5 separate regions of the Mus musculus genome follow, and regions 1, 2, 3 and 5 are each linked to region 4. A link is a loop called in an ENCODE intact Hi-C map of the cell type or tissue named here. Cell type or tissue: gastrocnemius. All regions are shown on one strand. Each heading gives the region's core, and the rest is flanking DNA. Links, peaks and the distances in the headings are about the cores only. Region 1 has its middle 110 kb from the start of Mir7021. Region 2 overlaps Prdm2 (PR domain containing 2, with ZNF domain). Region 3 holds the start of Prdm2 (PR domain containing 2, with ZNF domain). Region 4 overlaps Prdm2 (PR domain containing 2, with ZNF domain). Region 5 has its middle 20 kb from the start of Gm52493.

Evidence for each region. A loop is a pair of places that touch in the nucleus more often than their neighbours do. Peaks named below come from ENCODE experiments on the same cell type or tissue, not always from the same donor. Only the 100,000 strongest peaks of a DNase experiment are listed, where the experiment ranks them.
Region 1: a loop joins it to region 4, with 2.2 times the contacts of the local background. A loop is called at or near these places in 7 of 42 quality-filtered maps.
Region 2: it touches region 4 in a loop (6-fold over the local background); 15 of 42 quality-filtered maps call a loop at or near these places.
Region 3: it touches region 4 in a loop (4-fold over the local background); 10 of 42 quality-filtered maps call a loop at or near these places.
Region 5: it touches region 4 in a loop (11-fold over the local background); 24 of 42 quality-filtered maps call a loop at or near these places.

What each region holds. Positions count from the first base shown.
Region 1 is chr4:143,024,143-143,030,526 of GRCm38, reverse strand. No RefSeq gene overlaps it. Among named protein-coding and RNA genes, the nearest start is that of Mir7021, 110 kb to the left of the region's middle. In gastrocnemius, for the core only: a CTCF peak has its summit at 3,066 (motif pointing left); DNase peaks (open chromatin) are centred at 3,069 and 3,564.
Region 2 is chr4:143,158,744-143,165,127 of GRCm38, reverse strand. It overlaps Prdm2 (PR domain containing 2, with ZNF domain), which reads left to right. Exons shown (of 10, transcript NM_001081355.3): 6 at 2,946-3,072. Among named protein-coding and RNA genes, the nearest start is that of Mir7021, 26 kb to the right of the region's middle. In gastrocnemius, for the core only: no CTCF peak of the experiment used is centred there; a DNase peak (open chromatin) is centred at 2,850; H3K4me3 peaks cover 2,433 bases; H3K27ac peaks cover 3,412 bases.
Region 3 is chr4:143,208,534-143,214,917 of GRCm38, reverse strand. Prdm2 (PR domain containing 2, with ZNF domain) reads left to right here and starts at 2,209. Exons shown (of 10, transcript NM_001081355.3): 1 at 2,209-2,303. In gastrocnemius, for the core only: CTCF peaks have their summits at 2,275 and 2,476; DNase peaks (open chromatin) are centred at 2,204, 2,459 and 2,911; H3K4me3 peaks cover 2,042 bases; H3K27ac peaks cover 1,999 bases.
Region 4 is chr4:143,109,761-143,116,144 of GRCm38, reverse strand. It overlaps Prdm2 (PR domain containing 2, with ZNF domain), which reads left to right. Exons shown (of 10, transcript NM_001081355.3): 9 at 4,368-4,511. The coding sequence ends at 4,488. Among named protein-coding and RNA genes, the nearest start is that of Mir7021, 23 kb to the left of the region's middle. In gastrocnemius, for the core only: a CTCF peak has its summit at 2,967 (motif pointing left); a DNase peak (open chromatin) is centred at 2,949; H3K27ac peaks cover 724 bases.
Region 5 is chr4:143,235,915-143,242,298 of GRCm38, reverse strand. It overlaps the pseudogene Eef2-ps2. Among named protein-coding and RNA genes, the nearest start is that of Gm52493, 20 kb to the right of the region's middle. In gastrocnemius, for the core only: a CTCF peak has its summit at 3,326 (motif pointing right); a DNase peak (open chromatin) is centred at 3,326; H3K4me3 peaks cover 599 bases.

The DNA of each region.
Region 1 (6,384 bases), core at 743-5,742, 85 kb after region 4:
CCGTTCTCTTTTTGCTTTTCTCTGGTACTGTCCTTCTTTCGTCTCTTTCCCACTTGTGTTTTATGTCTCTAGGACCCTTGAAGTAATTTGGGAGCTCCCTGGCCTCATACTTTGAGTACACAGAGTACTCCATTCTGTTTAAACATTTACCTCCTCCTGGGTTATCTGGCTGTGAAATGCTGGCTGCCTCTCTGTGCTGGATGATAGAAGTTGGCGTTCTCTTGAGAATTTACATCCATTTATTTATTATTTATTTCATATGCATGCATCTATCTATCTACCTACCTATTTAAAGATTTATTTCTTGTATGTATACAAGTACACTGTAGCTGTCTTCAGACACTCCAGAAGAGGGCATTAGATCCCATTACAGATGGTTGTGAGCCACCATGTGGTTGCTTGGAATTGAACTCAGGACCTCTGGAAGAGCAGGCAGTGCTCTTAACCACTGAGCCATCTCTCCAGCCCCTACCTACCTATCTATGTGTATCAGTATGCCACAGGAGCCTGCAGGGGGCGCCAGCTCACCACTGTTTGCTTTTGCCCCTTTTCCCCAGAAGTCAGTTCCTTCCTTGGAGCTTCTGTGTGAGGTGCGGGTGTTGCTTCATACGCTGTCAGTCTTGACTGTGAGACTCCCCCTCTTCTGCCTGAAGTCCTTCAATCGATCTTTCTTTCCTTGCCTCCCTCACTACCTCTCTCTCACCTTCCCACTCTGTTTATCACAGTCTATGCCCAGGAATGGCAGAGAACAGTTTGAAAGCATGGCTTATGGTCAGTTTGGCACTGTGGATGGGACCCAATATGGCCCCAGAGTGTTGAATTTAGTTTCAATCCCTGATGGCACTGAGAGAAGATAGAACCTTGAAGAGTCAGGGTCTAGCATGAGGCTTAGGGGCTGGGAGGAGTGGCCTTGTGAGATTCTGATTTCTTCCTCTCTTCTTTTACACTTGGCCTTGAAGTGAACCAGTCCTCTCCATGTGTCCCCACCATGACGCCACAGGCCCAAAGCACCCCGACTGGTTGGTTACAGACTGAAGCCCGGGACCCAACAATAAACCCCCTTCCTCCTCCTTCTCCTCCTCCTCCTCCTCCTCCTCCTCCTTCTTCTTCTCCTTTTTTTTGAGACAGGGTTTCTCTGGGTAGCCCTGGCTATCCCGGAATTCACTCTGTAGACCAGGCTGGCCTTGAACTCAGAAATCTGCCTGCCTCTGCCTCCCAAGTGCTGGGATTAAAGGTGCGTGCCACCACGCCCCACCATTCTTCTTCTTAAATTGATTTATCTCAGGCATTTGTTACAGTAGTGAATAACTGACTAATACAGAGCACTTTATCTCCTGGGTGTGGCGCTGCCTCTGTGAGATGAGATCTGTGGATGTTTCTAGAGGCATCTCTTGGAGAAGCCATCTCCTGCTGCTCAGCACAAGCAAGGGAGGCAACTGCAGCTGTGTCCCCTGGAGGTTCTCAATACGGAACCGGTTTACCCACCACAGCCTCTCTCCACATTCAACTCATCCCCTGAGCTGGGGCTTTGTGCACCAGCTTGTGACCCCACACTCATGCCATCTTTACCCTAGTATACTCGGTCTGTGACAGTTTTGCAACAGCATCCCGAATGCATTAAAAACAGCACTATGGCGCCACTTTCTACGAGAAGCAGACTGTAGGATGACAAGAAACAAGGTGTGTCTATCCTCAGTTCCCAGCACAGCCCAGACAATGTTCCACTACAGTGAATCCTTATAGGGCAGGCATGTTGGAATCAATCAAGTTAGTCCTACGGGTGGCACTAAACATGGTAGCACCTTCGCATACCTCAGGACCTTTGCACATGCTGTCCTTTTATACAGCACCACTTCCTGTACCTTTCTGACTTCATCTGCCCCTAAGTCTTTTATTTTGTATAGGTTCTATAGTACCTGACCACATTCAATTCCTCCTGCTCCCCTGAGGAGATTACCTCATCAAATCAGCCTTTCATTAGACATAGACGCCATGGAGCACAGGGGCCAATGCACACCCTTCCCGAGCTGCAGGCACTCTGTTCAGTTTTCTATATGTGATGGTTAGCCTTGATTGTCACCTCTCACCTATGGAGCTGGAGAGATGGCTCAATGGTTAAGAGCACTGGCTACTTTTCCAGAGGACCTTGGTTCAATTCCCAGCAACCACATGACAGCCTACAACCATCCGTGACTCCAGATCTGACGCCCTCCTCTGGGTTCCTGAGCATTGCACACATGTGGTCAGTCACATGTTCAGGCAAAGCACCCAGACATACCAATCAAAATAAAACTAAACAAAGATGAATGAGACCACCAGGATACCAACCCCTTGATGACACACTGGGTGCATGTTAGATCTTTTAAAACTGGGAGCGCATACTTGACAAAAATCAGTTTCAATGCGGGAAAGGCCTCTTTTGGCTACAGCTAGAGGGGATGTAATCTGTCATGGTGGGAAGGGATGGTGGCAGGTATGTGAGGTAACTGGTCATTTCACACCTATAGTCAGAAAGCAGAGGACAGGCAGGAAGAGGATCCAGACTATAACTTCAAGGCCCTAGTGGCACACTTCATTAAGGTTCCAGAACCTTCCATTATAGCGCCACCATCTGCGGACTAAGTGTTCATACACATGAGCCTATAGGTTTCTCATTTAAACCTCATTGTGAATTCTTCAGCATTATTTTGAACTGCCTGCAGGTAGGCAGGAACCTGGGGTATTAACCCAGGCCTCATATGTGTGCTAAGCACTTTTCCTCTGCCCTGTACCCTAGACTGGAGTTAGTTCTCATGCACTCTCTTCAAGGAGAGCAGAGGGGAAAACTGAGGCAGCGAGAGCTTTGCTCAGAGTTACATAGGTAGGTGGAGCAGGGTTTTAGTCCAGGTCACCTGATGCATGTTATGTGTACTGTAGTGTGTGTGTGTGTGTGTGTGTCTATAGCTATATCCTGGCAACGCTGGAGTCAGCCTCCAGGCTCTTCTGAGGTGCATCTTCCCAGCTATCAGAAACAAACTCAGACCCTTAATCAGGTTTTTCAAAACGCTCCGTGCAGCTCCACCGCCCTCTAGTGTTCATAGCACAATAGTGTGGATGCCTCACTGACCAAGAGCAGTCCAGGTTGTTTCTCAAGCCAGCTGGGCTTCTCTCAGGGCTGCTCTGGGTCTTTGTGAGCCCTTGAGTACACTCGGAAGGGTGTAGCTCCACACATGGATTTGCAGGTGTTGGCTAATGGCTGGACATGTGTCAGAGGATTTTGTTGCTAGCTCCTCCGAGGCCCGACAATACAGAGGAAACTTCAGTTTATACCTTCAATGGTGTAAGTTAGGACTCCCTGTCCTGCCTCTTCTCAACAATTCTGATGATAACTTGGTCCAAACTTGGGATCAAAATTTCTATGTTGGAGTGATCGACACACAAAGGAGATATGTTCCCCTGTCCTACTGTGTGCCCCACACTTAGGGTTTCGGAGAAGGAAGCCAGGTGGATTTTTGGGAAGAACATTCTGGGAAATGGGAACAGCAGGTGCAAAGGCCCTGGGGGCACCTGGGGGACAGTGAGGAGGAGGCAGGTGGGACTAAAGGAGCGTATATGGGAGAAACGCGTAATGAGGGCAAGAGTCAGGGGAAGCAGCCATTCGGGGAGCCTCAGAGACATGCCTTGACAGGACTGCCTGCAACACAGAGTGTGAGCAACTTAGGATGCTGAGCGACTTGAACGTCACTGAGCTATGAGGCCACTTAGGGTCCTCCTGCACTCAGCATCAGTGCCTGCTCCTGTCTGCACGGATTCGGTTTGCTTTTCCAGCACCCATTGTCTAGATGAGAAAACTGAGGGGCAGAGATGAGGGTGCAGTTCTCACTTGATGAGGACATGAATGGAGGCTCTGGAGGTTTCCAGGGCTGGGGTGGGGAGAGTGAGTATGAATCGGGGGAGGGAGAGAGAATGTTTGTGTAGGTGGACTGTTGTGGTCTTGTTGTAGCTACAGTAAAATAGACAAACCAGAGCTCATTTGCAGAGACTTGTATATCACAATGTACATCAATGTCAGCAAGATGTCTGAAAAAATTTGAAATTATATTTATTTGTTTAGCGTGTGTGCATGTGTGTGTGTGTGTGTGTGTGTGTGTGTGTGTGTGTGTGTGTCTGTGCATACATGTAATGACATGCATGCAGAGGTCAGGCAACAACTTTTGGAAGTTGGTTTTTCTCCACCATGTGTATCCAGAGGCTACACAAACTTGGACACAAGCACATGTCTTCACCTGTGGAGACATGTTTCTAGCCCATCACAAGATATTAAAGCAGCAGTTCTCAATCTGTGGGTCATGACCCTTTGGGAGTCACATATCCATATTTGGGGATATCCTGCATATCAGATATGTATATTATGATTCATAACAATAGCAAATTACAGTTATGAAGGAGCAACTAAATAATTTTATGGTGACGTTTACCATAACAGGAGGAACTGTATTAAAGGGTCTTGGTGTTAGGAAGCTTGAAAGCCACTGGGCTAAAGGAAGCAGGGGCCTGGCAGGGTCTGCACAGCTGTTTTACTGATTCCTTAGATGCCAGGCCTGGTAGTGCATGTCTATAATCCTAGCACTTACATACCATGAATTTGAGGTTAGCCTTGGCTACATAGTGAGACCTCTGGCTCAACAAAACAAAGAAAAGGGATATTCTCAAAGGTCTTTAAGGCAAGTGAGGTGGCTCAGTGTGTAAGACTTCTCATTGCCAAGCCTGATGATCAGAGCTGAATCCCTGGGACTCACACGGTAGAAGAGGAGAAGTGACTCCCATAGTTATCCTTTGATACCCCCCAACGTGTGTACTGCGACAGAGAGAGGGGAGAGAGAGAAAGAGAGAGAGAGAGAGAGAGAGAGAGAGAGAGAGAGAGAGAGAGAGAGAGAGAGAGAGAGAGAGAGAACAAAGAGAGAGATGTGGTCATTAGAAGTGGGGATTGGTGGGTCAAACAGACAGGGATACCCAAATCTCAGAGGAACCTGTCAACTGAAATAGATTTGGGCTCTTCTTAAGAGAATCAATCTGCTTTAAGCACAGGTTGGAAGCTGAAGTGAGGGAGGAAAGAAGGGGGCTAAGGAGGAGTATACGTTTTTATTTTCTATCTCCTTCATTCTCTAGGGCACTCTGCTTGGTGTGGGCAGGGTAGCAGGTATTGGAGAAGTGTTTTGGGGGATGGGATTCCTCAGGGATGTTGCTGCCTGTGTTCTTGGTCATTCCTTGCATGAATGATGTGTCCAAGGGGCTCACATCTCCTCCCAGCCGGGCCAGGCGTATCTTCAGCACACTGGTCCTTTTGTGCTGGATGCTGTGTTGACGGCGATGCCTCTAGCTCCTGATGGCTGAGTCTATTATGCCAGCAATTATAGCATTTTCTAAGTAAATACCAGCTGCTTATCTCCTCTCGTCTCTCTTAAAATTCCATCCATGCTTTGGAGATTTTCCTATATGAAGGATCTCATGTCCCCTTCATTTTCTCTTTTCTCCCCTCCCCTCCCCAATTTCTGGGCTTAAAGGTTCCTGCTCTGACTCTTTGAGTGTGGCAGACGAGACAGTATACATCATCATGGGCTTTGGAATCAGATACCCCGGTTCTAATCCCGGTCCTGTTGCATGCCACCTCTGCAGCCTTGAACTGATTGATTAACCTCTTGGGGTTGTCTCTTTCTCATCAGTAAAGTGGGATAAGAATATTCGCGTCCTAACGTGAAAGTTGAATTAGCTAATTGACCACAGAGCTTGATACAATTTGACATATGCTCAAAAAAATAGTGATTAGGGTTGTTCATTCTTCAATAACCTTTAAATTAATGTTAAGTTATTACATAAGGGCTGGGGATGTGATTTAATAGCAGAACAGTATAGGACTCAATAGTAGAGCATTTGCTCAGATTGCATGATCCCCAAGGCAAAAATATACCATACATAAACTACTATCTATTATATAATTAATAACCTATAACCAAATAAATTAAAAGCTATTCTGGTTAGATCAGATGCAATTGTGTGCAAGTGTGTTACTGTGTTACTCAGGAGACTGATGTGGGAGGCTCACATACACTCAGAACACAACCCAAGAAGCCAGAAGAAGGAATTGAGATGAAATATGAATGCATAGAACCCCTATTCATTCATTGAATTATAGCGGAAAAGTTCTCAAGCCTAGGGAAGAAACAGACAGGCAAGCACAGTAACCATTAGGACCCCAGACAGACACAGACAGAAAAGAACTCTACAACACTCACTTAAAATGCCAAGACTGCAGAACAAAGACCGTTAAATGATGGAAGGAAAGCTCATCAGAGTAACACCAAGAAACCTTAAAAGCTGGAAATTCATGCAGTGATATATTTTAAG
Region 2 (6,384 bases), core at 421-5,420, 50 kb before region 4:
CTAGGCTTCACCAATAGCCTCTCATAGGCTTTCTTCATGATTCCAAGTCTCAACTCCTTGCATGACCCCCTTTAGTCCTGGGCCATTAACTGCTACTGAAGCTGTACCTTCACCATGGCCTTCCCTGGCCTCTCACAGTGCCTAGCCTCAGCTGCTCTTCATGACCCCTTCATGCCTTCAAAACCAGTACCATTTGGGTGACTCTTACACAATACCAAGTTCAGCTGTACTATGAAAAACAACCTTGACTATCTCTAGAACACAGCTTCTTTGAGCTCTCAGAAATAGTTCCCAGAAGATTTCCCAGAAGACCAGAGATGCTGTGTTCTCTCTCTCTCTCTCTCTCTCTCTCTCTCTCTCTCTCTCTCTCTCTCTCTCTCTCTCTCTCTCTCTCTCTCTTGTTTTTGTTTTGAGACAGGGTTTCTCTGTGTAGTCCTGGCTGTCCTGGAACTCTCTCTGTAGACCAGGCTGGCCTCGATTCAGAAATCCACCTGCCTCTGCTTCCCAAGTGCTGGGATTAAAGGCATGTGCCACCATTGACTGGTACTGGTCTCTTCTTAATCACCACTAATTTTTTAGCTGCAGCTAACCAGCTTCAATTGTCCCAGTATTCCTTTCTATTCTGGACTCTCAAGCCAGAGCCATGTGTCCAAAGCTGCCAAATTCTGCTGCTTGCAGGGGTTGGAACATGGCCCCCTTGTTCTATTACATTATCACCAGCTTTCTGTTTTCCAACTCCTTTACTACCTAAGCTTGGCTGCCCTGGAACTTTCTCTGTACATGACTTTGAACTTGGAGATCTTCATGTCTGTCTCCTAAACACTGGGATTAAAGTTGTAGTCCACCAAACCTGGATTTAAGTTTGTGTTTTGTTTTTTTATTCTCGCATAGAGCTTGCTCTGTTCAGTCTATTCTTGAACTCAGAGATCTATTTGTCTTTGCCTCCTGGTGTTGAAGGTTTGTACTACCATGCCTGAACCTAAAATTAGCTGGGTGGGCTCTTGCCCCAAGGAAGGCTGCTAGCAGAATACTGGCTTCCAGGCAGCTAGGATGAGAGAGGGTCTTAAAGCTCACACCCACAATGACACACCTACTCCAATGGGGCCACACTTTCTAATAATGCCACTCCATGGACCAAGCATATACAAACCATCACACTGTCTAAACTGAACATTTCTGTTTGAATTTCTGCTTTAAAACAAAAATAAGGACTGAGTGTTGTGTACACACTTTTAATGCCAGAGCTTGGGAGGTAGAGCACAGGTGGATCTCTTAAATTCAAAGCTAGCCTGGTCTACTAGAGTTCCCAGGCTAGTCCAGGTTACATAGTTGAGTGAGACCCTGTCTCAAAAAGCCAAAACAAACAGCAAACAAAACCTCTAGGACCAAACTCTTCCATAGCCCCAGTATGCTGCACACGAGGAAGCCAGCACCATGGCAGTATTCTATCAGCTGATCTGCCTACTCAGTCACATCCTTGGAGACAGAGCTCTGGCTCTCATTTGTCTCCTAGGCTTGGGCAGTTACTTTGGTCTTTGATAACTTTTCAGTTCTGAGGAGACTCAGTTTGGCCTTCCTTTTGATTAGATTCCACTTATGCCTTTGGGCATCCAAGACGGGCTCTGTCCTCTGCGTGGTCTCAGGAGGCAGGGGCTGTCCATCTGACTCATTATAAAGACTCTTCCTCCATCTGTGGCTGATAGCTGTTTATGGGCAGAGGCTTTGACAGGAAGCAAATGTTCTGATACTTCTCACACTCACCCAAGGACAGTAGGTCCACTGGGGAGCCTTGTCTGGATCAATCTGTGTTGATGATTGCAATATGGGTTATTTTAATTGCCTCATTCCCACTCATTCTACACTAAGCAAAAACATTCCCTTTTGTGTGTCTCTTCCTGTGATCATCGGTGTCAGCATGTGGGTTTAGATGGGCTTTACTTGAACTTTCTGAACAGATGGGTTCCTGACAATGAAAGACAACTATTAGCTACCTTCCCAGTTCTGTTTAGGCCTCACTTTTCTACTCAAAATATTTCTTCAGGATGTTGCAGGTGTAGTTATATGATGGTGTGACTGTGAAGAATTTAATGTTTTAGGAGCATAATTCATGGAAGGTATTCTTAGGATTTCTGTAACTAGAAGTTGCGATATACACTCTTGATGTGTTTTCAGAGGCCTGCGCTACTTTGATGACTCTGCATTGAGAATGCTATCTTAGGCTCTGAGCTCAGAGCTTTAAAATACTTAACATAGTGGTTGTGTGCATGGATAAAGGTGCACAACGTTCCTGCTTAACTTGTGCTTGGAATCTAAAACGTATGCTGCTAGCTCTCATGCCATTTGCTTAGTAGCACTTTACATTTCTCATTCAATGAAATTTCATGGGCAAAATGGTCTCATGTTTTCTCTTTTGCTTTGTTGGCATGAGGCTTGGGACTAGCTGTAAGAATCTATTGATGGCCGGGCGGTGGTGGCACACGCCTTTAATCCCAGCACTTGGGAGGCAGAGGGAGTCTGGTCTACAGAGTGAGTTCCAGGACAGGCAGAGCAACACAAGAGAAACCCTACCTCGAAAAAAATAAAAAAGAATCTGTTGATGGAGGCTGAGCACTAGGCCCAGATCAGCCGGTGCGTGCATTCCTGCGAGCCTCTGTGACAAGCTGCCAGGTTGTCCTGCTTGTCCGGAGCGCCCTGCCTTGGCCTTGCCAGCCAAGGAATTTTCTGCTAGCCCTGGCCGCGGCTCCGCCTTCTGCCCCGCCTACGTCGTAGGGTCCGCCTCCTCCCCGCGCGCGCCCTGGCCCCGCCTCCCTCCGCGCGTGCCCGCGGCGGCGGCGCCCTCCCGACAGCTGTTTGCGGTCGGCGCGCCGCTCTTGCCCGCTGTCGTGCCGCCCCCGCCAACAACCGCGTTTCTGATTGGTCTGCCCCTTGTCTCTTCTCTTTGGTAGCCAATCGCGCCTGGCGAGGAGCTCCTGGTCTGGTACAATGGGGAAGACAACCCCGAGATAGCAGCTGCGATTGAGGAAGAGCGAGCCAGCGCCCGGAGCAAGCGGAGCTCCCCGAAGAGCCGGAGAGGTAGGAATCGCCGCCGCCGCCGCCGGGCCCGGGCCGCACCCGCGCCGGCCTAAGTAAGGGTCGAGGTCCGGGCGTTGCCCGTAGCGTCGCGGTGACCTTTTCCGGGCTCTGCCCGCCGTCTCCACCCGGCCCGCTGCTGAATCACGGCAATCCCAGCGCGTTCGGGCTGTTTGCGAACTTGTGCCTGAGCGCCCGCGCGGCGGGAAGTGCGCGTGCGGCCGCCGAGTGCGGGCCCGGCCCTGCTCCCGGAATAGGGCTGGCCGCGCCGCGAGGGAGGGCCGCCTGCGCCTTCCGGCCCGGCTGACAGCGCAGGACGCGGCAGAGGAGGGAGACGGGAAGGGAGAACCGGACCTGGGAGAGACAAAGATGGGGTGCACCGGGAACCGAGGGAGGTAGGCTGCCGCACAGAATGTGTTGGGCTTTGTGGAAGTTTAGGAGGCTTGCCGTCCCCTCAGATCTGTGTTAAAGATGTTTTGAACAGAAGCTAGAGTGTAGTCAGTCACTTATAAAAGGGAGGGGATAATTTGTGGGTAGGAAAATAGTTTGGCTATATCATATTTCCAGCTGGCATGCCGATACGTCGCTGGAATATTTTTACGAAAAACTTTTAATGTGAATTTGGGGATCTTTTATTTGAGTCTACTTTGAATACAGGCCAAGGCACGATGTGGTGGTCGCTTTTGATAAGAACTTTGGGTTTTTTTTGTTTTGTTTTTTGTTTTTTGCTCTCCCCTTGGATCTTGGTAAATCTGAACAAGCCTTTTCTTTTCCCAGACATTGTATTTTGTGGGAGTGAGGCTATAAATAAAAGCATAAACATGGTTTTGGAAAACTCTCAAGCCATATTTGATGAGCTCATTGTGACTTTTCAATTACATATCCTTTGCATTTCACAGCAAAGTGAAATAGGCTCACCCAAGGGAAGGCTGGTGGGTCGCTTGCTGAATACATTTTTTCTGTTTATTGACGGTGATTTAGTTGTTGTTTTAGGTCAGTAAATACTTTGATTCTGGGTCAGAAGATAAGAAAGAGTCCAGAAAATTCCAGCCCTCTCTCAAGTGTTTTAACTCTACATTGAGGTTTTGTTGGGCCAAGGCTCAGCATTTTGATTCCACGCCATTATTTGCCTTGTTTCTGTACTTAATGTATATTTGTAAGCAAGAGTCATGCTACCAGCCTTCCTAGAGAAGGTATGACTTGTGGAGGCTGAAAACTAGGGGATATGGGGACTTTCTTAACTGTGCAGCTATACTTAATTCTGACATTTTATCAGATCTGTAATTTGATGGTAGTCATACTTGGCTTTGTGTAAACTTTGGTGTGTGTATTCAGAACTGTTTCATTATTTTTATTGTTATTATTATTATTAGTCCTTACTGTGGAAATTCAATTCAGTGTGGAGGAAAAACCTGAAAATAATCTTTTTGTTTTATTAGTGATACACAAATGTACACATTTTGTGGCAAGATTGCTGGTTTTATATTGTTTGGTGCCCTTTTTTTCTTTTCTTTTGTCTGTCTGTCTGTTGGTTTTGTTTTTGTTTTTTTGAGTCAGGGTTTCTCTGTGTGGTCCTGCCTGTCCTGGGACTCATTCTGTAAACCAGGCTTGAACTCACAGAGCTCTGCCTGCCTCTGCCTCCAGAGTGCCGTGATTAAAGGCCATGGACCACCACCACTTGGCAGTAATTATATTTCTTTCTGCCCCATTATTTTGATAAAGAGTCTGAGTAGCAGACAGCTCACTGAGTCTTTGTTGAGCTTTAATGAAAAGACTCGTGTGGAGTTCATTCTTAGAACATATAGCCTCTCTTCTCTAGGCAGCTTATCTCAGAAAAGGCCTGTTTGCTGTCTGTGACCTTGAGTTTGGAGAACTTAATGAATCAAGCCTTTTAAATTATGCTGTGAAATCTAACTTAACAGCTTGTAAGATCTGAAGGCAGAACTTTTTATATTGTATAACTTTAGACATTTTAAATAATAGTATCAGAGAGAATAAAAGTAAATTGATTCATAGACAGTGTGGACTATTTCTGAAAGCCAGATGTTGGGAATCTACAGCTGTCTAGTAGATTGATATTTGGCATAACCTTGTACTTTGGAAACAAAGGACTGAGTTCTTCACGGTTCTGGACCTTAGCTCCTTTGCATGGCAGCTGTGTGTTGCCAAGAGGGACCTTTCAGAACTCATCATCAGATTGTTGGTGGATCATAAGGACTTTTGGGTGTATTAGGTAGTTAGAAGCCCTGGTTCCTGTGTCTGCTACCTGCCTCCTACCTACCTACCTACCTACCTACCTTTCTACTTTCCTTCCCTGCTCCCTCCCTTTCCCTCTCTCTTTTTGTTTGTTTCTTTCTCTCATTAATGTTTGTTAAGTCCTGCCATGTGCTGGACTTTCTGGCCATTTGTGTAGTTCCTTGGGTAACCTAGACTTGGGGGAAATGGGCACACCAGGAAGGCAGTGATCAGTGTTTGAGGGGTTGGCTGGCCCTCAGCCAACACTCAGACAATGTATAAAGGAAGAACAGTACATAGTGCTTTGAGATGGCAGTTCATATTGTACCTGACCAAGGAGCATGCAGTGTTTCCCGTGGTTGCAGGTGTACATGCACTAGGCATTTTTCACTGGAACTCTGCTTTCTATTTCTGCTGAATCGTATGCATGTCTGAGCAGCCTCTGTAAGCTTGAATGTCAGAAGTGGCTTGGTTTGGACAGGTTAAAGCTTTCAGGTAGAAAAGTGGAAGGTTTAGTGTTGAAGGTCTCCAGCTATTTAAGTATGAGTTGTATAGATTATAATGGAACAGAAAAGGCCACATTGAGAATTTTTATTTCCTTCTTGATTTCTGTCTCCTACTCATGACTGAGAAATGCAATTGAGTTTGCTAACCATAAGTAATAACTGTTAATGAATCTTTCTTTGCTTGTTTAGTGGCACTGGAGATGAGACTCGGGTCTTGTGGTGCTAATAAGCAAGCGCTGCGGCACTGCACTAAACCCAGTTGTGGGGAGTGCGGCTTTGGAACTTCACTGCAGTCGCAGTGTGTGTACAGAGATACCTACCTGAAGGAGGAGCATCAGTGGCATTGCACAGATGGGTTTGCTGGAAGGAATGGGAGACGTGAGGTACCTAGGGCTCACTCTCCCTGGTGTGGGACTGTGGCCCAGTCTGACACTGTTCTGAGGTGCACTTTTCCAGCTTTAACAGTGGGTGATTGTGAAGCCACATGAGCTCTAGCTGTAGCTTCATCTTTAACCTCTTGGTCACTGAGGAACACGTGGGATGACAAAAGGGGGAGGGTGTTTTCTGAAAATTG
Region 3 (6,384 bases), core at 486-5,485, 99 kb before region 4:
CGCACAGCTAATCATCACTAATGAAATTTCACTGTAATCTCCATAGCCTTTGTCTTTTTTAATTGAACAGATGAACTATAAAGTGTGTCGTTCAGTCTGGGAAGTATCACAGTTTAGAGAATTGAAACATGTTCAAACAAAATACACAGATTAAAAGTATACAGTGGTTGGTTAGAGGTGGTATTTAGAAGGACCGAAGATTTACTCAGTGTGGTAGGCTAAATAATCGTTACTAAGCATCTGACCTCAACTCAATCCCTTGAATTCTCAAGCATTACCTCTTGCAGAACTTCTGTTGCTATGACTCAGCAATGAAGAGATTAACTGTGGTTTAGCTGGGTATCCTCAGTGCAACTGTATAGATTATGAAAGAACAGAGGGAAATTTCACTACCTACAGAGGAGAAAGTGATGTAAAGATGAAGAGAGTGTGATGATGTTGGCCTTGAAGAGTTGAGTGGCATAGTGACAAGCCAAGGAATGTTGGCAGTCACCAGAAGCTGGAAGAAGGAAACAGTCTCCCCTAGAGACCTCAGAGGAAGTGTGGTCCTACTGACACCTTAGCTTGAGTCTACTGATACTGATTTGGACTCTAGCCTCTACATTTGCAGGAGATTAAATTTCTGTTGTTTTAAGACATCAAATCTGAAACCGTTGCCCCAGGGGAAAAAGGCATTGTCATATCAGATTAAAGACAGGAAGAACAGCCACTGCCTTCTTGGCATGGTGTTCTCTGGTTTTACCATGTCATGTTTTGATTTGACAAAAATCAAAATCCCCTATATTTCCTTTTGCATTCTATTGGATGCCAGGGGGTAAGTAGATTTTCTTTTAAAATGATGGCTATGGCAGTTTGGTGGTAGATGAGGTGGTGGTCTCCCTTTTGCTCCCACGCTACCTCAGATGATTTTTGATGCATATACTTAGTAAGGTGTTAATCAAATAAAGAGTGCAAATTCCAGTGGCAGCCTGTACCATAATAGTGTATATTCTAGTGACAAGTTTGCATGTCTCTCTTAGGTTTGTAAACTCTTGACTAGTGAGAGACATAAGCAAACATTTGAGGTTTTATTTCCTCTCTCCACGGGCTCTGTGGTGATCCAGACCTTGACAACACTTGACATTGTCCTCACCTGTCAACAGTACTGATGAGATAATCACCATGTCACCAATCCTTTACAGAGTATACCACAATCCACGTTGATTGACGTACTTTCTAAACAACAGGTACATTTGATGAGCTTGTCTGGTCTTTCCAAAGTTTTGGAGGCACATTTGAACATAATACATTATCTATTTTTCAGATCCTTTTCTCAGAGGACTAATACGGCCCACTACACTTAGATTTTTTTTTTTTTTCCTTTCTTCTCAGAGGATAGCTTTATCTTGAAGTACTCATGGCTCTGGGTACCATCTAGATGTGACAAGTAACTTTCATCTCTCTACAACTTCAGATTGATTGGCAACTATGTTCCCGTCAAACCTCTTTTCTGGGATGTCAGAAGTGGTCTCCAGTTCAATCCAATCCATCTCCAGCTCACTTGTTTGTAAATAGTGGTGCAGTTCCCAAGGGCAAGATGAAGGCCATGCTGGGTACCACAGAGCCTTGGCACTGACCTAGGCCCATAGCTGGCAGTTAGCAAATGCCTCCTGGTAAGGGATGAATACAGCCGCTCAGTTGCATCTGCTTTGCTGAAGTTTCGGGTTTGTGTGTGTGTGGCTATATTGGTCCTTTGCACACCATTTAAACGGTCTATTTGCCTGGCAGTGGTCTAGTGAGTGGCCTTCAGAGTGGATTCTGCTCTTGTTTTTCTTGAAACAAGGTCTAAGGGTGTGGTCCTGCCTTCCTGGAATTCACTATGTAGCTCTGGCTGCTTCTGCCTCGAGTTTGGGGATTAAAGTGTGCGCCACCACGCCAGTCAGTCGCGGTCGTCTGAAGTAGGGTGGCTTCTCTGACCAACTCTTGAGTTTCTCAGCCCTAACTCTATAGTGGTCAGGCTGGCCCGGCCATGGCGACGCGGGCTTCCCTTCGAGGTAATAACGCTCTGGGGCGAGCGGCGAGTCCGTGATTGACAGAGAGGGCGACACAGTCCGCCGGGGTCACGCCTGACCGTCGTGTTGAGCTCCTCGGGGTCGCAGGCCACGAGCTACGCGCGGGGTCGGGGTCGGGGTCGGGGGTTGTGGGCGCCGTGCCGACGTCACTTCCGGCCGGAGCCAAGATGGCGGCGGCGCGGCCGCGGGCGCCAGAGCGACGGCGGCGGCTGCGGCTCTGGGCTCGCTGAAGCGTTGGCACGTCGCGCTCTGGTGAGGAGCGGCGGAGCCGGGGAGGGCGGGCGGGCCTCGGGGGAATGTCCCTTGGTGTCAGTGAGGAGTGTGGCCACCGCGGCGGGGGCGACCGGGCCGGGCGCTAAGGGGATTGCGGGGCGGGCTGACGCGCCCCCTTCGAGCTTCCTCCGAACGGCCGGGAACCGGTGGCTGGCGCTGGCGCCGACGCGAGGCGGCGCGAAGGCTCCCGCTCCGCGGCTCTTAAGTCCCCGCGGCCAAGTTTCGGGTCCGTTTGGTGACGGCGCGGCGGACTCGGGGTGCGCGGCTGCGGGGTCGGCGGGGAGCGCACGTGGGCCCCGGGCGGTCCCCATCCGCAGGGCTGCGCTGATCTCTGCTCTTTTGTGTCCCGGGTTGAATGTGCGAGCGCATCTGCAATCCTCGAGTTGGTTCTGTGCCTCGAGCCTTTGTGTTTTTCACCCCCGTATAGTTTCCGTGTGCTATAAACCTGCCAGTGGGCTCCTCGAGTGTCCCCCATCGACCCACTGGTGCATACGTGCATGTGTCACAGGTGTGCGCTAGCATACATAGGACTGGTTTGCGTTCGTCAAAAGATCCATCTACTATGTCTCCGAGGGTGACGAGCGAGACACGAAATAGACCTTAACAGGTCAGTGTTCTTCCACGATCCACGCGTGAAGCACCGGCCAATGGCCTAGCACTTACCGTTAGGTCGGGCCTCGAGCTGGGGAAACAATCCCACAGATCGCCGGGAAGCCCCGTTGCCTCTTACTACCCAGCTGGAATTTACACCTAGAGAAATGGGGTTTCCCTTCACCCCCCGCATTTCATGTATTGAGGATTTGGGTGTATTTGACACGTGAACTGCCTTTTGCCAAGTTCCAGTGCCTTGCCCTTAGGACCCTTTAATGAAACACGGGAATGTTTGTTTCTAGTACACAGTGTCCCCAGAACATGACTAAAATTGTATCTCAAAGTTTTTTTGTTTACTTCGAGGTTATTCTTTAAAGTAATATATACAGCAAAGACAACCTCCCAATGGTTTTTTGTTTGTTTTTTGGTTTTTGTTTTTCTTTTACCTACAATAGCACAGACTACAGTTGGATCATTCTGCCCACGATGATATTGGAAAAGAGGTTTTAGGATATTAAGAGGAGGAACTGAGAGACATTATTCTGTTGTTTTCCTGTTCTATAGAGTTCTGTTTTTGAGATTGCACGCAGCTGCCACCCTCCAAGCTCTCTTTCACACACTTTATTTGATGAAATTTCTTTTTCATGAGCAATCTCGCCATAGCTTTGAAAACCTTCAGAGATCATTTAATAAGCCCCCTTTATTCCAAGCCATGGGAAGAGAGCTGTAAATCCATTGTTGGAAGCAACACTCAGCTGCATTTGGTGTTATTTCAGGGCTCGACCCTTCCCTGCCCCCCCCCCCCAAAAAAAAGCCGTCGATGCATTTACAAAGTTATTAGAACCAGGGACATAATGAGAATGCTCAATGAATGTTCGCTGTTTGTTGATGGAAGACTTGGCTTCGTTGAGGTTTGAGGTGGTTTGTTTTACATTTTCTATGCAGTGCTCGGGATAAGAAGGTGTAACTTTGTAATAATGTATTAGCTCTGTAAGCACAAAACAGCAAAACAGTCGCACTGGAAGACAGTTGGAAAACAGAGGCGCACAAAGAAGGAATAGAAACCGCCTGTAAACTTCCGCCTCCTCAGATAGCCATTGTTAACATTGTAGCAGATTGTCACTAGTCAGTCCCTCATGGTGTGCCTGCTTGTATTTCTTTATTCACATACATTCATTTATAGAAGCATGCACTTCTGTATAATAGTCTATAGAGAATTGATATGTTGTGTATATCGATGAGGCTTGTCTTTCATTATGCTGTTGTGTGTTTCTATGTCTTTAACTGTTCTTCAATTTGATGTTTAATGGCTGATATGTGGATGGGCCATCATTCATTAACCAATCCCACATTGATTTTCAAGGCTTCTAAAGTCTGACATTTCTTTTCATTAATTTTCGGAAGTTTTTTCTCTGTGATGAATTTAAAAATTCTGCAACTATTTAAGATGTGAAAACTGGAAAATCTGCTTTGGTAGTGTCTGATGATACATCTTTTTTTGTTTGTTTGTTTGTTTCAGCTACCTAAGAAGTAACCTCCCTGATTTCTCTGTGGTGTCTGTAGCTCACACATATCTGCACACAGTTCCTTTTGATGATTATTTTATACTGGCTATTTATTTATTAATGGGATTTTTTTTTCTTTTTTCAGAATGCTGATATCTTTTCAACTTTAGATCTGACTTAGACACCTTTCAGGGGTGTGTTAAATCACAGTCTCCAGGGTGGAGAGCACTGTGGAGTATTTGCTATTTTCATGTCTTCTGACTAGTTTCGTGTTAGTTTTAATATATGTAAAGGGGAAAAACCCAACAGCAAATATGCAGCTTTCACTAGCAAACTCCATAGTGGAAGTGTATGTGGGCCTTGAGGGGATACGTCAGACCTGCATGCAGAGAGCATCTGCAGGGAATGCTGCATGTCAGACCTGCATGCAGAGAGCATCTGCAGGGAATGCTGCATGTCAGACCTGCATGCAGAGAGCACCTGCAGAGAATCTTCAGGGAATGCTAGATGCAACCGGGACATCACCAGCTGAGCACCTGCTGAGCACTTCTGCTCCTGCTGACATGCATTTAGGGCTTCATAGTTTGATTGCTGCCTATTAGCAGTCACAGTGCTTGGGATTGGGCCTGGTGTCATGTCCTAGTGCTTGCCTTTTGCAGTTAGAAATTTTTAGTTAGAGCTATAAAAAAATGATTTTCTTAGAGCAGGTCAGGGGAAACTGGAGTCTGTTGGTAGGGATAGCATGGTGAGTTAACAATGTTCCTCGGCCACTCTACTGCTGATGTGTGGGCTGGATTAGTTTTCTTGGGGATGTCACTCTTGTCCATGGTGGAATGCTTAAGCAGCTCCCCTCATCCACCCACAAGTGGCAGTGGTCCCTCCTTTAGTTATGACAAGCTGTGAAGTCACCAGACATTGCCATGGAGGGACAAAATGGAATGATTCTAAACTAGCTCATTAAATGAAACTTCCTTTGTTGGATGGTTGAATCACAGAAGCAGCTGTGGTGTCTCCAAGAACTCTGAGGACAGATGCTATGGGTTAGACCTTGAAGAAGGGAATTGTCTTCCCATCCAAATTTCTTCTAGCTTTTGCTTTTGTGGTTATAGAGTAACTCTCTGTAGTTGAACATTGACGTCCTTTTATGGGAAGAAACATGGCAGTGTGAGGTAGGCTGGAGATTATGACGTTTTCATGACATGGGATCAGCATTCCCAGTATGCAGATTAAATTATTATAAAATTTAAATACATTTGCATAGAGTAGATGCATAATTTAATTATTTGGTCCATGATGCTGAATAGCACAGAAATAACTCTTCCAGAAAATGAGACTTGAAGCAACTCCTTGAAGATTGGCTAAACTGTACTTTTCTAAACTACTTTTTTCCTTCTTTTTTTAAAACAAGCAAACAAAAAAAACCCCAAAAAGAACCAGTTGGGTTTATGCACTAAACTTGTCCTAAGGAAAGAAGGCTTACTTTTGAAATGTTTAGTTTAATGCATCTTCATGGAAAACATGTCATTGAAGTACTTTCTGCTGGGGGAGAAAATATGTCTCCTAATCTTTATTTCTAATTATTCTAAGTAGAGATGGTATTGGCTGTGGTTCCTATCTGTTTGCTTGTTTGTTTGTTTGTTTTGGCTGTGAAATACTATTGAGAATGCACCATTAAATACAACATGTGAAAAAAATCTGCTATTGGAGCCATATTTGGTAACGAGTGGTTTTACTTACAGGAATATCTAAATGATTTCAGTGCAATAAAGGAATGCTTTTCCTTTCTACCTCACCTCCCTGGAGCGTGCACAGAGCCCTTGTGTATAGTAAACCTGGTAATTGCAATGGTATAAGCATGTGTGTGTTCCCTTAATTCCGTGTAGTATTTACTAGTGGCATCTTGGTCCATGTCCTGTTTACACTGTGTTCTTACTTACTAGCCCCTTAGAACATGGGAAAAAAGG
Region 4 (6,384 bases), core at 979-5,978:
TTTGCCTTGTGGCTATGTCTAGCACACATGAGCCCAGGGAGCCAGGCTCTGACACCCTGTGTGTGCTGTGCTTCCGGTCCCCTTGCTGTGCTGGACAGCGATCTGTGTCTGCATCAGGTCTGGGAATGTGGCTTCAAGAGGGGTGCCGTGGGCAGACTTCAGGAGTTGTGGCGGGACCTCTGGTGGAAGCTGGGGTTTGTTCTTGGGTTTGCCGTGTCTCCTCGCATGCAAAGGCCGCTTCGTTCTGGCTTTTGAAGGTGATGGTATGTGCTGTTCTTTTGCTCTGCCACTTAGCAGTGTTTATATTTGAAATTTGTTCAGTGACTTGGTATCTTTTGCCAATTTTAAGTCGTTTATTAAAACGACTTCTTGATAGAGTTACCTATCTTCTACTTAATTTATTTTGGGATAGGGTTTCATGTAGCCCAAGGTGGCCTCGAACTCCTGCTGTAGCTTAGGATGACTTTGGCTTTCTCATTGCCTCCCCAGCACCAGAACGTTGGGTTTTATGTGCTGGTAGATTTGAACCCATAGCTGCCAGCAAGCTGCCAACCGGGCCACACCCAGCCCCCTTCTGAGGGTTTTGTTTGTTGTTGTTGTCTTTGTAGTTCTTGCTATGGCTTTATTTCACCTTGGTCTCAGGTTCCCTGTCCCCGAGAAAGCTCAGGTGTTGTGACCTAACCTTTTCCCTTGCTCCCCAAGGCTTGGTGGTAACCACTGGGGCTCTGTCACCAGGACAAACAAGCAGACTAACTCCCTCGGGGACCATGTGTTGCTGATAGCCTGAGACTTGGCTGCTCCTGGCTGCTCCTCTGTGCCCCTGTATCACTTCCCTCCATCCCCATCTCCCCCTACACTCACTCTTCTGAACTTCCTCCCATTTCTCCTGTACAAACCGTCTTACCTGGGTTCCTTTCACACGGATTCCTGGGAGCTGAAAAGGGAACATAGCCCTTTGGCAGCCTGAGGCCTGAGCCCTAGAACCCAGCTCCCTTGGACACAGAGCTGTTCCTCTATAGGCCATAGGGCAGAAGCCTGGATGCTGGGGGTGGTGGGAGTTATTTGCACATATTAGCTATGCACAATTGCATAATAATAGGTTTCATGATGATGTTTTGATACATATATATAGTGTAATTTAGTCATGTTTGTCTCCCATTGTCCTCTCCTCTCCCTTTCTGACTCTCACTGGTCCCCTTTCTCTTCCCAACTAGCTGTCGTCTTTTCTTCTCCTCCTCCTCCCCTCCCCCCTCGTTCCCCCTCCTTCTTTTTCCCCCTCCCCCCTCCCTTCTGTGACCCATTCATTGGGAGTCATTAGAGTTGCTGATAGGAGTATGGGCGAGGACTATGTACGGGATCACTGTCACCTCGACAGTGGCTACACCACCGTATAGCATGTCTCCATGTCCTCCGGCAGCTATTAATCACCGATAGATCTTCCCGGAGGGGTCGGATACAGGCTTTAACAGGGAAGCATCTGAGTGAAGATCCAGAGGAAGGAAGGGGAGTCTTGAGAGGGAGAGAGTCCTGATAGACTGAACAGCCTGGCAGAGTGCACACACAGGAAGTAGAAATGGCTGCCCGGTCGAATGGTTGTGTCCTGCCTGCTCACCTTTTCCGAGCCTTGCCTAAGTGCCAGGTGTGGGTAAGGCGCTCTGCACTGTGCCGTCTGTCCGTACAGACTGGGGTAGGCTGCATGGCGTGTGCGGCCTATGGACTTTGTTTCCTGAAGTGCAGCTTCTGGAAGGTACCTTGTGCAAGCTACGGGTGGTGCACCCCCCTTGCGCAGAGCCAGTGCGTGTGAAGCACAGAGAAAGCCCTCCCATCCCCCAACACAGCTTCAATCTCAGGGAAGTCAGATGCTTGAAAGGAACTCTTAAAAACATGGCTCTGTTTCTTAGCTGTCCAAACCCAGCTTCTACCAAACCCTCCGGCCGGGTTAGCTGAAGCAGTGAGCCCTGAACCGACTGAGGTAGGCTAGGAGGTCAGAAGAGCTGGATCCTGTACATCCTTAGAAAAAAAGTAGGCTTGTCCTGAGGGTGGTGGGAGGGAGAGGTGCGGTGAAGGGGTGTCGTGGTCTAGTGTGCCCTTTGGGGGAAAGATCACAGATCTGCAGAACAGACTGGAGGGAGGCCCGTGTGGCCAGGAAAAGCCCCATGAGGAAGGAACATGGCAGGAAACCTGGAGAGAGGTGTCCACGGTGGGGGACTGAGGGAGGAAGGTGAACCAGATAGCCTCCAACAGCAGCCGAGGAGGGGACAGGAAGACCCCCGTGGGTCTGGCTTTCAGGATGTCAAGAGAGTACCAGTCACCAAGAAAGAGATGATGTGTGTCACAAGTTGAGGTCAGGATCTGAACTCAAGGGGTTTCCCAAATGTCCAGGTGATGTCCCCTCTGGGAGACTTAGCTGAGAAATGTCAGGCTTGGGGTCAGCCCTAGGTTCAGACCTCAGCCCCCCAAGCTTACCTCCAGGATCTTGAGGTGGTCATCACCTGCAGTGGGGCTCAGGAACTCATATAATCCTTAGGTTAAACAGGGGACCAACTCGGTCCAGAGTTGCTGTGGGCACTCAACCTCCCAAGGCAGGAAGGAGTCTATCTCACAGTTGAGTCTTAACCCCAGACTTCATGACAGTCACCTAGGTGGTGACCTGGTGTCCACCACAGTCAGGGAGCGCAAGACCTGGGCTCTGCCACCCCCAAGAATAAGCCCCTGTCCTTGAGTCATGTCTCCATTTTCTTATCTGTGAAATGAACATAGAATCATTTGCTCTTTTTGACTGCTGGGGTGGAGGATCCAGAGAGAAAGGATGTGGAATTCACAGAGGCCTTGGGAGTGTGGCTGAAATTGTCTTCCCTTCCTGCCAAAGATGCCCAGGGGTAATGACAGAATGGGCCGTTCCTGCAGGTTGCTGGGAAACACTAGGACAGAAACCCTGGGCGGGGGAGAGGGTGCGCCCCCTTGTGGAAATGTCTGTGTTTGCTGCCTCCTGGAGAAGAGGGGCCGCCTAGAGAGGAAGGTGGGGCCTGCAAAGACTTCTGTGTCTAGGGGCTGATTTTGAATGTTGGGTAGATTCACAAGGAAGGGTGGTATCAGATGCCAGAGAGTAGCTGTCAAGGCTTCTCAGAGGGAAGCTGAACGTGCGGTGAGATATTAAGAGAAAAAGAACATTCAGCGATCTTATTCTAGCCTAGGCTGATAGGAATCTGTTGCACAGGTTGACCCCAAACTCATGTGATCCTCCTGCCTCAGCTTCTATGTGCTGGGGTTACAAGCATGAGCCACCAGGCCTGGCTTCATTTGATTTCTAAGTCAAACTTTACTACAGCTTGTATGTGTAACCATGCTGTGTACTGAGCTCAGGACTGTTTCAGTACTGGGCTCAGTAGTTTCAAGCGCCCACTGGGGATGGAGTGTCCTGGAGAAGATCCCTTGTTGCTAAGGGGCGGGTGCTACTGTGTTAGACTCTGGCTGTATAGCTGTTTGCTGCCTTGTGCATAGTGGGGTGTTTCATAACTTCCTGAGCATTGCTTAACATATGCAGTATGTGTATGTATGTGTGTGTAACAGACACACACACACACACACACACACACACACACACACACACCTCCAGTGTGACAACCCAAATACTACCAGACACTGACAAGCACATGCCCTGGTTAAATAATGCTGCTTCCCATGATGATGGCTCCTGGGCTCTTTGTGCCTCCATTTTCCCTTCTGTCAATTCAGGATAATATGAGTCTGAGTCAGTCGCTTGTATGAAGAAGAGAGCTGGTCTATATGAAGCACAGTCAATAGTATGAGTCAGGCTAGCTCCAATCTCACCATTCTCCTGCCTCAGCCTCCTGGGCTGCTGGGGTTACAGGCACATACAGCCATTCTGGCTCTTGTCATGCTAAGCCAATGGTGCAGCAGCAGCTAAGGAGCCATGACCTTGAGCTCTTAGTGCCCCAGGAGGAGAGCAGCTCCTGTGTCCCACAATAGCAGTTTGGGATGCCAGAGACGGAAATGGGGAGCCAGAGTGGGGATGAGGCGTGGGGTGCACTCACAGGAGGCAAAGAGGGCAGCCTTCCCAGAGGAGGTGGGAGCCCAGCTGGGCACAAGCAGTCTGTGTGCCAAAAGAAGTGGGTGGGATCATCTCTCTTCCAACACTTCTTTAAAAGTAAAACACAAAGGGCCCTGGACTGACATTTCCATTAGGAAGTTCTGTCACCCCTCCAGGTACGTGGCACGAACATGCAGGAAGTGCCACCTTGCGTGGGCCTGGGAGATATGGGCGGCAAAGATATCCCCGCCCCTTCAGTGATGCCAGAGGCCCAAACTGGTTGCTGCTGATGACCTGCGCTCTTCTTTCCATACAGCTACAGCCTCCGCCTGGCATCGCGATGCGCCTCATCAACAGCCCCTTATATCACCAGACAATGCAGAAAGGTCAAGGCTGCAGCAGCAACTCAGTTCCAGGGACCCTTCTTCAAAGAGTAGGCACTTTGTCTGCTCCTTAACAGGTAGGAGACAGAGGCGCCCTGGCACCATCTCCTGGCTCTTGGGTCCGAGGGTGGGGTCCAGGTACATCTTGGGTGAGTGAGTAAGCGGGAGAGATGGTGTGTCAAGCACCCTCCAGGCTAGCACGGGGCCTTCTGCAGGCATGAGTTTTATAGCTTAGCAAGAAGATTCTGGACCACCAGGGTTCAAACCCTAGCTTCACCATTTACTGGCTGTAGGGCTACAAGTCAATTTCTCCAAGTCTCAACTTCCGTATGTGTAAAGGTGGACTTGCGGCCTCCAGAGGGGAGAATGCCAAACCATTCTGTGTTGATGTTGCCCATTGGATGATATTTTTGCTATGGCATCCCAAACAGACTCAGGCAATAAGAGACTTCTTTTAACATTGTGTAATACAACTGGTCCAGCGATGAGATCAGTGCATATGCTTGCCCACACCAGGCCTGCCAACCCTCAACCATGGAAGGGAGGTTGCACGGCCCTTGTATTCCCACTGCTGAAGCGATGGCCACTGGGAGACTCTGGGAAATGGGGAGCTAGTGCCGTCAGTTGAGTACCCACTGGTGAGCTCCACTAGATGTCTCTAGTGGAGAGGTTCAAACCCACAATCACACAGACAGCCCTGGTTACACTCAATGGGTCTCAAAACAACTCAGGAAGACTAAAAAGGAACTTAGTGGGAGAGGGGCTCGAAAAGGGGGGGTGGGTGGGAGGAGACAAGGGAGGTCAAGGGAGGGTAGTAGTCACCAGCGTGCCTCGTATACACGTAAGGAAATAACAAATAACAAATCTAATATTCCAAAGCATTGTGTGTATGCACACGTGTATGTAGAGGTCAGAGGACAACCTTCAGGATTGCTACAGTCGGTTCTGGTGAGGACACTCTTTCTGGATTGTAGACAGTATCTTGTTTCTTACCATGTCCGCACATGATGGGCCCTAATCATCTCTACAAGGTCATGCTCCTTCACACTGAGGGATTTGACTACAACGCAGGGCTTTCAGGGAGACACAATTCATTGTAGAACCTACCAGACACAGGTACAGAAAGGTTTGGACATCTGAGACATAGAATCTCAGCTCAAGATGATAGCACGCAGGTCCGCACCCTCCTGTTTCAAGAGGGAATTGGATGGGTAGGACGTGCATCAGAACTCTGGTCCTCTGAGTTCTGGCATGGATGGAGGTGAACCATAGGTGACTATGCCCAGGGAGGGAGAGCTGCCCATGTGCGTGTAGGAGAGAAGGACCTAAACGTCCTGTGATCTCAGGAAAAGTTAGTCCTCTCTGAGCCTGTTTCCTTCATGATGCATGAGCGTCTGCGCTGTCTGCCGCAGAGGCTGTGTGAACCGTTGAGGGAAGCAAGGGGCAAACGCTGGCTCACAGGGAGAACCAGCCATTAGTGGCCACCAAAACTGACCTCCTGGCTCCTTTGGGCTTAGCAGTGCCTCTGCCAGCATCACCTTGGCACAGGTACATCATCCATGGCTTCTAGACCCACACAGGAAGTTCCAGTGGTGCCACGCCAGGAGCATCACTGACCCACCGGAAACATCTGAGTTGTGCGTCAGCAGTGGGGCAGACAGACAGACAGACAGACAGACAGATGTGGCATGTTTCCACATATTATAGAGCAGCATGTAGACAAAGCTACACCCACATGGTCAGATGGACAGAAACACAGCATATTCAGACAGACAGAGCTATAACTGCATGCCCAGAACTTCACAGACATGCAAAACTGAAGCACAGAGCCTTAGGTGCCCAATGTGTTGTCTAAGTTTTTAAAAATGAGCTAGGCTTGGTGGTGCAAGATATAGTTCCAGACACGTAGGAAGCTGATGCAGGAGGATTTCAGAGTTTGAAGTCCCCTTG
Region 5 (6,384 bases), core at 743-5,742, 130 kb before region 4:
GCCATGTGTTTGAGGAGTCCCAGGTGGCTGGTACCCACATGTTTGTGGTCAAGGCATACCTGCCTGTCAATGAGTCTTTTGGCTTCACCGCTGATCTGTGATCCAACACTGGCGGCCAGGCCTTCCCCCAGTGCGTGTTTGACCACTGGCAGATCCTGCTTGGGGATCCTTTTGACAACAGCAGCCGCCCCAGCCAAGCGGTAGCTGAGACCCGCAAGCGCAAGGGCCTGAAAGAGGACATCCCAGCGCTGGACAACTTCCTGGACAAACTGTAGGCAGCCTCACACTGCCACACGCTGCACAGTGCCCACCCATCAGAAGACACCTTGAGACTGTCCCACAGTGCTCTTCTAGAGACTGCTGGGGCCACCCTGACATCACTCAGCACTCACTTGCTACCAATTCTATTTATTTCGGAATTACAAGGAATCTCTCTGCAGGCTGGACTGACAGGCTGTGGGGTGGGCGGGACACGGCTCTTAACATTTTCAGAGGGAAACACGCAGATGTCCAAAAGTCTAAATAAATGAATTCAGAGGTTTTTGGGGTCCATGGCCAAGTGGAGTTCCCCCAGAGGGGGAGGTGGGGTAAGTGCCTCCAGGAAGGCAGGCAGCCTGCCTTAGACTTTGCAACCCGCTGTGGGAATCATTGGAGTAATAAACTACAGTGGTTGATCCGCAAAAAAAAAAAAAAAAAAAAAAAAAAGACTTGAGGCCTCCTTGGAGTGGGCGTGGCCTTGTTGGAGGAAGTGCGTCACTGCGGAGGTGGGCTTTGAGACCCTCCTCCTAGCCACGTGGGAGACAGTCTTCTGATTCGCTTCACAATAAGGTGTAGAACTTTCACCCCCCTCCAGCACCATGCCTGCCTGGACTCTGCCATGCTTCTCACATCGAAGATAATGGACTGAACCTCTGACCTGTAAGGCAGCCTCAATTAAATGTTTGCCTTTATAAGAGTTGCGTTGGCCATGGTGTCTCTTCACAGCCATGGAACCCTAAGACACTGCCAAACCTGGTGAGCTGACTTTTAATCCCTGGGACTCACATAATGAAAGAAATGAACTCTTTAAAGTTGTCCTCTGACCCCTCCCCCCACATGAATGCATGTATGTACATGCACATACACACATAAATAAATGTAATATATATATATACATACATATATATATTAAGCTGAAGGATACTAGTAGCTAAAAGCCAGCAAGCAGTCCTGACCATTGTTAGAATCCTGGGAGGATGGCCAAAGATAGAAACAAGTACAGAAAGGAACATAAAAGCTTTTTGTTGTTGTTGTTGTTGTTGGTTTTTTTTTTTTTTTTTTTTTTTTTCCGCGAGACAGGGTTTCTCTGAGTTTTCCTGGCTGTCCTAGAACTCACTCTGTAGACCAGGCTGGCCTCGAACTCAGAAATCAGCCTGCCTCTGCCTCCGATGTGCTGGGATTAAAGGCATGCACCACCACTGCCTGGCCACATAAAAGCTTTTTTAAAAATCTTTTTATTTTAGGGGCTGGCGAGACAGCTCAGTGGTTAAGAGCAATTGCTATCTTTCAGAGGACCCAGGTTTGGTTCCCAATATCTACACGGTAGTTCACAATCATCTGTAACTCCAGTCTTAGGGAATTCAACACCCTCTTCAGAACAAGCATGCGAGCAAAGCATAAGTATGCATAAAATACAAATAAAACCTATTTACTTGGTTTGTTGAGACACAGTTTTCTTGTGTAGCCCAACTGTCCTGGAACTAGCTCTGTAGACCAGGCTGGCCTCATATTTACTGAGAGTCACCTGCCTCTGCCTCCTGAGTTCTGGGACCGAACAGATGCACCACCATGTCTAGACTGATATTTTATTTTAACTTATGTATGCATACATATGTACAGTGCCTATAGAGACCAGAAGAAGGCATCCAGTCCACTGGCACTTAAAGGACAACATGAAAGCCCATTTGTCTCCATTTAAGGACCAGGCCTCCCAGCACTTGGGAGGCAGAGGCAGGCGGATTTCTGAGTTCGAGGCCAGCCTGGTCTACAGAGTGAGTTCCAAGATAGCCAGGGCTATACAGAGAAACCCTGTCTCAAAAAAACGAAAACAAAAAATAAAAAGGACCAGGCCTGACTGAAAAGAAGGCCATAAGGAACCAGCTCCAGGAAGAGACCATAAAATCCAGGACAAGATCATAAACACCGCTGCCTCCACCACCCCACCCCCACCCCCGCTCAAAGAATAGCCTGGGGATAACCACAAAAATGGGGAAATATCTTACCCCAGTGTGGGTAATGTGTGCTGGGCAGCCCTATCTCATCCTGTAGTTAAACATTCATAACGCAGGATTGTGGACCACTGACTTCCTGGCACAAGCCAATCAGAAGCCGACCCCTGTGACCTCCCCAGCACCCACCAATGAAATTTTAGATTACCTAACCCACTCTCTAAATATAGCAGAACTAACTAACATAGTAGCCAATCAAAGTTCTACTAATGTCACTGTTTGGCTCCTACCAATCCCATTCCAGATTACCTACTCCTTCTAGAGAGTTTCCCTGCTTCCCTACAAGAAGGCCTTTGGGCCTTTGTCTGAGGTCGCCATTTTGGAGAATGGTTGACCCGCACCTGCTGGTCGTTTCTATAGAATCAACCCTCTCTGTCTTTGTGCACTGAGTCTGGGGTCTTCCTTCAGCGCTTTTCGGACCCTTACAGTGCAGGAGTTACAGGCAACTGTGAACAACCCAGGTCGGGTGCTGGAAGCTGAACTTGGGGCCTCTGCCATTTCTCTAGCCCTGAAAAATCGTTTGATAAAACCCACCCTCAAGCTGTACAACCTTCAAGATTGGTGTACATCCTTTATAGTCCTCTCTCTTCAGCCTAAAGGGTTCTCCGCCTGGCTCTCCCTGCACCACCTCAGGTCTTCCATCTGTGGCTCCCCCAAGCCCCACCTCTCCCCCGCTCCCCCAAGCCCATGCCAAATCCTGTCAGGAAATTGCACCATCTTTCAGCCCTTTCATAATCCTTTCTTGTATCTAAAGCATGGGCCCCAAACTTCACTCTGTACAAAGCAGCATGGCAGGGTAAAAAAAGCCCAGAGGAACCAGCTCACCCCCAACTGTCCTGGACTCGGCTGACTTTAGCACTGATAGGCGGGTGTCCCAGAAATTTTTTCAGCTCTTACAGACAGTCAGACAAGAGATTTTACCTCTTTAAAAGGCAACCTCCGTATTCTATCTCCTGTCATCTTAACTCTAACACACCTCAGCATCTTAAACAAAACCAAATCAACCCCCTCCAAAAAACCCACAAAACCAAAAATTAAATGTAATTGTCCCACTTGGCCACGAGGCGGCGCCATGGTCTACATAAACGGCATTGCTATTAGAAAGGAACAAAATAGTTCAGAATAGCAGGAAATTTAAAAAGCTGTCAATGTTTATGTTTAGAAAGAGGATGAAAGGAGGAAGAGGGAAAAGGCGATTAAATGAATGTTATTTCTGCTGCTAAATTCGAAAACAAAACAAGATAATGCTGACACTGGCCGTCCAGTGACCTTGTGAAGTGAGAAAACCGATAAAGTAGCCTGAGGTCACAAAACCGTGTCATAACTGGAAAGTCTGGAACTTTCCGCAGGTTTCAAAGGTCTATCTGCAGCTGAGCAGTAAGGGAAAATAGATTGGAGCCAATGCTGCGTAAGTAAAGGAGATTTTGGTGTGCATCCTTAATGGGGAGGTGGAGGAAGTGACAGCTAAGACATGTTCAGGATTCCAAGCCACCAGCTTTAGTTACCTTTTTACAGCTCTGACAAAAACACCGCGATCCCCGACCCCCGCGGCGGCGACTTATAAAAGAAAGCATTTAGCAGGGCGTGGGGCCACCATTTTACATTCCATTGCTTGCGAGGCAGAGGCAGGCGTGTCTGTGATTTTTGAGGCCGGCAGGATTTACACAATAAATTCCAGAATAGCTACCTGAAACTTCCCCCATTACTCATGCAGAAACTATCTCCACGTGCTAATCACTTGCAAATCAAACAATATTATCTGTAAGGAAGTCTCCTTTCAGTGGCCAACAAAGAACTCAATGTTTTTTTGGAGGTGACTTGTCTCATAATGTCACATTAGGACTCTGTATTTTTTTTTAATTTTACTTTTATTTATTTTTACCCTACAGCTTTTACATATATATAATATGTAAAATATTATATATATATATATAAAACGACTTCCATCTTTGGGTTTTTATTGGATTCCTGAATGTGCAAACAAGTGTGTCACTGTGTCGTCTAGATCTGTTTCTTGTGGCTTCCCTTGGGTTCTTTTCCTTCTGTGTGTTTCCTTTGCCCTATTCTTATCTGAATATTATTTTGTTATTATTCCTTAGATGCCAGTTTGTCTTCCAATGAAGGGGGAAGGTAGATCCAGATGGGGAGGGACTGGTGGGGGGGGTAGAGGGAAGGGAAACCATAATCAGAATATATTGTATGAAAAAAAATCTGTTTTCTTTTTTCTTTTTCTCTTTCTCTTTTTTTTTTTTTTTTGGACAGGGTTTTTGTCCTGGAACTCACTCTGTAGACCAGGCTGGCCTCGAACTCAGAGATCCGCCTGCCTCTGCCTCCCAAATGCTGGGATTAAAGGTGTGCACCACCACCACCCAGTTTGGAAATAAGTCTTTAATTCAGTTAAATTTAGATTCTTTTCTGATTTTCTTACCCCTACATAGTCTAAGAAAATGAATTTTATTTATCCTTATCTCCACCCACCCCCCTTTGAAGAAAAACCTCTACAATAACGTTCCCTGTGACGTGGAGTTGACTCCCAGTTTCTGCCTTCTTGACATCCATAGTCTGAGAGATAGGCCGAGCTGTCAGGATAATGACTCTGCTCCACGGTGTCTCATCTGAGACAATTAGAGCATCGGGACTGTGCACTAGGTGGCTGTCTCTGTCATCGTCTGCTTGCCCATCATGGTTAGAACTAGGCTACTTTTTTTTTTTTTTTTTGTATTGCAAACTCTCCCTTCCCTTCCCCACAGGTATATTTTTATCCAAGACAGCATTCCTCTAACTCAAGGCTTAAAAACGGAAGCCCATCTGATGTCAAAAAAGATGAGGACTTTCCAATCGTGAAGCAGGTTGGAGCCTAAAAAAATAAAAAGGAAAACATTCCCTTTCTGACAAATCTTCTCTCCAGGAACCAAAATGGAAAAGACAGGTCCTGACTGACAGCTCTTTCTGAGTTCTGTTGAGAATGACAGGAGACGTGATTTCTCAAATCCTCACTAAGGAGGGAGGCCCCTTTGTTCCTCCCATATCAAAACTGATGTGCAGCGGAGCCCCACTGGAAACCCCTCATGTGTACAAATACTCTCCAGTCTTAATGCATAGTCTCGCTCCTCTCTTAGGTCCTGTATTCATCTCTCCAAGACACTGCTTCATGGAGGATCACAGACCATGTAAAGCAGCTAAGTTCAAGATAGCAGCATTGGCAGGCACCCACAAGTCAGACAAAGAGCCAGTGTGGACTGGAGAGATAGATGGCTGTCCTTAAAGTGTTAGCTACATAAGCTTAAGAGCTTAGTGAGAATTTTGGTTTCTTTAAAAACCCAGTAACTAATGTTATGTGATTACATTTTTGTTTTAATCCCAGGTGTGCAGTATGTGCTGCTTCAGGTTGCCCACAGCCGATCACTATGATTTGTCTCGTGCTTTAGGAGCGGCATGATTGTCCTGCAAGCAGTTTACTCTCCAAATTAAGGAACTGGCTCTCCAAATTAAGATCTACATATTTGGGGGCTGGAGAGATGGCTCAGTGGTTAGGAGCACTGACTGCTCTTCCAGAGGTCCTGAGATCAATTCCCAGCAACCACATGGTGGCTCACAACCATCTGTAATGGGAGCTGGCGCCCTCTCCTGGTGTGTCTGAAGATTGCTACAGTGTACTCATACAAAAACGTAAAATAAATAAATAAATCTAAAAAAATCTACATATTTAAAATGTTGTCATAGTTCTTTGTGACTTAAACAGAATAAAAGAAATCTGGGCACTCTTGAGAGGTTACAAATGTGAGGACCTCAGAGCAGCCATGGAGGCTGCTGCTCCCCCTGCTGTGGTTCCTGCAGCAGCTGGTGTTCCTCGTCCCTGCTGCTGTGCTCTGTCAGATGCTCTGGAGCAAAGAGATGAGAAGTTAGGTCGGCTGGTGGTGGCACACGCCTTTAATTCAGCACTTGGGAGGCAGAGGCAGGTGGATTTCTGAGTTCGAGGCCAGCCTGGTCTACAAAGTGAGTTCCAGGACAGCCAGGGCTATACAGAGAAAAAAAAAAAAAAAAAGAAAGAAAGAAAGAAAAGCTAGATATCCTGAAAACAACCAAGATTGGACTTGGACTTGCCCTAGGAACTGGC